Regions from separate parts of the Mus musculus genome. Here region 1 is linked to region 2. The links are chromatin loops, found by intact Hi-C in ENCODE. Cell type or tissue: left cerebral cortex. All regions are shown on one strand. Each heading gives the region's core, and the rest is flanking DNA. Links, peaks and the distances in the headings are about the cores only.

Region 1 (2,920 bases), core at 328-2,827, 550 kb after region 2:
ATCTGCCTGTCTCTGTCTTTCAAATCCTGGGATTAAAGGTGTGTACCACCACAACCCCTCCCCATGAATGTGTGTGTGTGTGTGTATGAGTTGTTGCTGTGGTTAAGGTCTCATGTAATTCAAGTTCGCCTTGAACTTACTACACAGCCCAGGGTAGCCTTGAATTCCTGATCCCTCTGTGTTTGCCTCGAAAGTGTTGGGATTAGAGATGTGTACCACGATGCCCAGTTTATGCAGTGCTGAAAATGCAACCCACCATCTCATGCACGCTAGGCAAGCATTTTACCAACAGAGCTACATCCCCAATCTCAATATGTTTTACTTATAGAAGTTGTTAAAACTGACCAAAAGAACTCAGTTTTAGCTAGGAATAGTGGCTACTTGAAATCCTAGCACTTGGAGGTGAAGGCAGGAAGACAAGGAGTTCAAGGCCAGACACACACACACACACACACACACACACACACACACACACACACACACACACAGGATTTAGAGAGGGAAGGAGGCAGAGAGAAAAAGCATGAGAGAGAAAGTGGGGAGAGGAGCAGAACCAGAACCAGAACCAGAGCCAGAGCCAGAGAGGTTGGTTTCATTTAAGGTGACTCCTGGGAGCAGGAGATACAGACACTAGGAAGAGTGTGGCTCAGTAGTAGAGTCCTTATATACACAATGGTCCTGCATCCCATCAAAAGAAGGAAGAGGAGGAAGAAGAGGAGATGGGATGCCCATATATCCTACATCCATATTCCTCTACGATCCTAAGACTGCTTTATTCTTTTTGTCTGTGTATGTGTGGGGTGGATGTGCACATATGAAGTCCACATGTATGTGTGCCTTAGAATGGGGAGGCCAGAGGCTGTGTCTTGTGTCTTTCTTAATTGTTCTCCCAGTATTTTCCCTGTATTATTCTTAATTTTATTCAATATTTTAAATATTTAAATATTTTAAAGGTTTATTTACATATGTATATAGATAAATATAATAAAAATAAATATATGTTTATTTCCATATTTATATAGATACGGGTACTTTTCTGCATGTACATCTGCACACCAGGAGACAGCATCACACAGTTATGAATTGCCATATGGGTTCTGGGAATTGAACTCAGGACCTTTGGAAGAGCAGTGAGTGCTCTTAACCACTGAGCCATCTCTCCAGCCCTGTTCTCCTCTTTATTGAGGCAAGGACTCTCACTTGAGCACAAAGTTTACCAAAACTGGGCTAATCTAGCTAGCGAGGTTGTTCTGGGGATGCCCTGGTTTTGTTACCTCCCGTGTGCTGGAATTAGAGGGTAACCTCTACACACATCTGGCCTTCATGTGGCTTCGGCAAGTGCTTTACCCAGTCAGTCATCTCCCTACCTTGTTTAGACTCCATTAAAATACAAGTCTCTGAGAACCAGGAAATCAGGCCAATGCAGAAAAGCGTTGCAAAGGCTCCCTCTGGCGGTAGCAGCCCCGAATGACAACTTGAGACTCATTCTGCGCCTCTAAACAGAGGTAACATTTAATTCCACTGTTCGCCCCCTTTTCATTTTTGGTTTTCTGTTTTTATGGATTTTGTAATGTACCTAGGACTGGCCTTAAACTCTTCACCCTCTTCCTCTGGCCTCTACTTCCCAAGTGCTGGAATTGCAGGTATGTGTCTCCATGTCAGGTTCAGTTTTGACTCCTCACTAGTCCAAATCAAAGATGGCGTGACAGGTAAAAGCACTTGCTGCCAAGCCTGGCAATATTTCCATCACTGGTGTCCGTATGCTAGAGAAAAAATTCCTCTGACTTCCATTTGTGTGTCCTGGCATATCACATATTACACACATGCATGAGTGCACACATACACCATGATGAAATAAATAAATGTAGCAAAAAATTCATAGAGAGCATGTTTTCTTTAAATCCCACAATCTATAAACTGATTTGTATCAGAATTTATTCCATTTTTATTCTATATGGCATCTTTCCCACATGTCAGCATCCTTGGGGTCTCTAAAATACCCAGACTTAAAACAAATGTCAACATAAATGACTGTAGAAAGCAGAAAGAGAACGAAAGAAGCAAACAGCCAATGACAAAGGACCAGAGAGGGAAGGCGTCTCTCCAGGCGATTCATGGCCAGCACACAAGTCTCTTGTAACAGAGGCCCTTGCCCAGGCCTGCTCAGCCCAAGCCAGCCTATTTACAGGCAAGATCATACAGACCTGGTCCTTGAGACATTCTGGATTGGCTCTTCACCCAACTTGAAATGAGACCCAACTTGGGCCAATGGGGTTTTTCCTCTCAAAATCTGGCTGTTGAGATTTGGTGATTTCAATCCATTTCTGATTCTCTGCCAGGAGGAAGGACAGTGAAGCAGCTGTGCAGAAAGAATCAAGCCTAAAGAGAGAGGGGGTGGGGCTGGTAAGATGGCTCAGTGGTTACGAGCACTGACTACTCTTCCAGAGGTCCTGAGTTCAAATCCCAGCAACCACATGGTGGCTCACAACCATCTGTAATGAGATCTGATGCCCACGTCTGGTGTGTCTGAAGACAGCTACAGCATACTTATGTATAATAATAAATAAATCTTTGGGCCTGAGTGAGCGGGATTGATCAGAGTGAGCAGAGGTCTTAAAAATTCAATTCCCAAAAACCACATGAAGGCTCACAACCTACATATAGAGTGTACTCATATACATAAAATAAATAAATCCTTAAAAAAAATATGCTTCTAGATTTTAGGGTTTTCTTTGATATTTAAAGTAATAAAAAGAATTTTAAGAGGGGGGGACAGGGCACCCTGCTTGATTTTTCAGTGGCTTTAAAGGCTTGCATCTGCTTCTTCTGGAAGCCAACTTTTTCCTTAAAGGTTTATTTTATTTTGTTTTTACTTGTGCGCATGCGTGTGTCTGCTTGAGTTTACACACGTTACACATGG
Region 2 (2,920 bases), core at 284-2,783:
TAGGTCCCTGAGCACAGGACATGCTTTTAAGCTCTTTGATCTTACATTCTATTCTCCATGTGAAGGAGAGCTTTCCTTGTGAAGCTGGGTACAACCCAGGTTGCCGAGTCCCTGGCAGAATAATGCAGCAATTTCTCATTGAAGATGAAAGAAAACTGGAAGCATTTCTAAAATAAAGAGCAACAGAAATTACAGTTAAATGGCATTCCTAAGTAGGCCAGATGTGATTAAGAACAATCATTTTAGAGCTGGACAGCTGAAGGTTAGAAGTCCAGCTCTAATGAACTCTAAGTGTGTGCTCTCAAGCAAATTGCTTGCACTCTGTGTTCCTTATTTGTCTTATCCACAAAAAAGAGGAGGGATAGGAACAGCCAAACCTTGTAGGGCTGGAGCCAAGTTGTAGTGAGATCCTCCAGCTTGATGCCTATAGTGGGAAATGTGGCAAGGAATGAGCTGTTTATATGAGGAGGGAAGTATCAACCCATCCCAAGAGGGCAAGCATGGGGGTAAACATCTGTAGGCTTGGACTACTTGTTCCCAGCAAAGAATCTTGAATAAATGTCTGGTTATCTTCTGGGTTATCCATACCTAACTGTAAGGAATCAGTTTGTGGTTATGTGAGCTCCTTTTTAAAATTGTTCTCATGATTTAGGGGTGTGACACTAGGAATTGTGGGAAATTTATAACATGGGGTATGTTATAAATTGTGTGTCTTGTAGCATTGGAAAAAATATATCCTTGCTTGTTACCAAACTGCCCTAAGTCTTCTCTCTCTCTCTCTCTCTCTCTCTCTCTCTCTCTCTCTCTCTCTCTCATTTTTTTCTGGCGCTGCAAATGAAACCCAAGAACTGGCATGTTTCAGGCAAGCCACAAACTCTAATACTGATTTCTATGTTGCTATTCAATTAGACATCTCTATTTGCATGTCCTGTGGGCACTGCAACATTTAACCAGGGGACTTGGGGAAAGGCACTTCTCTCTGAATCTCGGGGCCTTCTGTACAATGACATGTCAGAAACAGATAGTTTTCTGGGCTCTTTCGGCTCTGACAACCCGAGGTCCCCTGTAAAGCTAACTAACCCAGCAGAGTGCTCCACCCTGAGTACAAGACTTGTCCAGGCAACAAGTCTTCAAGGTGTTCAAAGGAGAGTAAACGTCTCGCTGCAAGGTCTTAACGAGGTCCAAAGAATCAGAGATGATGTGGGGAAGGACAGAGCAGCTACAGGAAGAAAGGATCAAGTCTATGGCAGTGCTGTTACAATGTGTGTCTCTTATCTGGGGAGTGGAAATGGAAAGAAGAGTTTGGTTAGAAACAAAAAGTCATGCACACTGAGTAGAAATCAAGGTCAAAGTCTGACCTTAGGTCCCTTAAAATTTTTCACATTCTGAAATGTCAGGGAACATTCATTATACACTGACCCATTGTTCTTTGGGATATGTGCTTAACGAGGCCATTAAGTTATTCCATAAGCCTTTATTGAATGACTTCCTTGGACTAAGGCTTGTATTGAGTGCTAAAGGTAGACATAGATAAAATAAGGTTTTACCCTTGGAGGGGCCTCAGTTGGAGCAGACAACTACAATGTGATAGCCTGTTAGGGGGTCTTACAGGGAGCGTTAATGCGCAAAAAGAAGCCAGATGCCTTTGAAGGGAGGACAGGAGGTGAGGCCTGAGTAAATTCCAAAAACTCACTAAGATTTATCACATTGGGAAGGAAAAAGGGAGCACTTCAATCTCCAGTCTTCCCCATCCTTGTTGAAAAGTGTCTGACGTCCTCAAAGAAAGAATACTGTGAACACAATTTAGCTGTGGCTATGGCTAGCATCTCACCAGATGTTGTCACATTATCCCACAGGTCCTGGGAAAGCATAGAGATGTTTCAAAAGCAGGGCCTTAACTAAGTTATTGCAAAGGAACTATTGAGAAAAATACCATCTGTTTCAAAGAGAGCTGATGAGTTAGTTCAGCTCTGTAGAGGGAGCACTTTGTGGATAGATTAGAAAAGCTAATTTTGAGTTCAAACCAACCAGTCGCCGTTTATGGGTCTTGATCTGGCACCATGACCTCTTTCTTCCTAGTTTCTTGTATTCAACATGGCAGTGCCCTGTATGGGTGGGTTGGTTTGTTAACTGGTTTTTGGAACAAAATATCTGAAAAAGGCAACTAGAGAAGGAAAGGCTCACAGTTAGAGGGTATAGTCATTCATGAGCAAGTGAAAGACACACTGACAGGAGTTTGAGGCAGTTGGTCATACTGTGTCTGCAGTCAGAAAGCTCAGAGATGACTATGGTTTCTCAGTTAAAGTCATTTAATGCAGACCCCACCCCACCCCCATCTATGACACTGTATCTCTCACATTCAAGATGGATCTTAGCGCCTCTGCTCAATATAATTCCTTCACAGGCAGGCCTGGAGGTTTGTCTCCTTGGTGATTCTCTATCCTGTCAAGTTGCCAATCAATATTAACCATCTTAAAAGGTTTCTTCAATGCCTAGCTCCTAAGCTACTCCCTCACAAAAAAAAAAAGGAAAAGAAAAGAAAAGAGAAGAGAAGAAAATGGACACAGAAAATCAACCTGAAATTAGTCTAAGAGCATCAAAGAAAAATGGCCTGTCAGCCATCTCCAAATGCTGTTCTCTCTCTGATTTTCCAATCACCATGGTTACCCTTAAGAAAAATTATTTCAGATTGGAAGATTGTATTTCTTAGGATGATAAAAGGTTCCCTCAAATATAGCTTTTAACCTTCCATTAGGAAAAAAATGAACATCATCAAATAAATTGACATTATTTCCCGAGTATGTTAGGATCACAATCTTATACTCTGTTGGTGTCTATTCCCAGCCTGAGCAGGAAGCCCAGGTAACTAGAAAGACTTGCTACCTCCTAAAATTTCCTTACAGGGATGGGAAGATGGATC

Evidence for each region. Hi-C counts contacts between places; a loop is a spot of excess contacts. Peaks named below come from ENCODE experiments on the same cell type or tissue, not always from the same donor. Only the 100,000 strongest peaks of a DNase experiment are listed, where the experiment ranks them.
Region 1: a loop joins it to region 2, with 3 times the contacts of the local background. A loop is called at or near these places in 3 of 42 quality-filtered maps.

What each region holds. Positions count from the first base shown.
Region 1 is chrX:37,073,290-37,076,209 of GRCm38, forward strand. No RefSeq gene overlaps it. Among named protein-coding and RNA genes, the nearest start is that of Snora69, 8.3 kb to the right of the region's middle. In left cerebral cortex, for the core only: a CTCF peak has its summit at 1,446 (motif pointing left); a DNase peak (open chromatin) is centred at 1,442.
Region 2 is chrX:36,525,256-36,528,175 of GRCm38, forward strand. No RefSeq gene overlaps it. Among named protein-coding and RNA genes, the nearest start is that of Gm14569, 34 kb to the left of the region's middle. In left cerebral cortex, for the core only: no CTCF peak of the experiment used is centred there; a DNase peak (open chromatin) is centred at 1,845.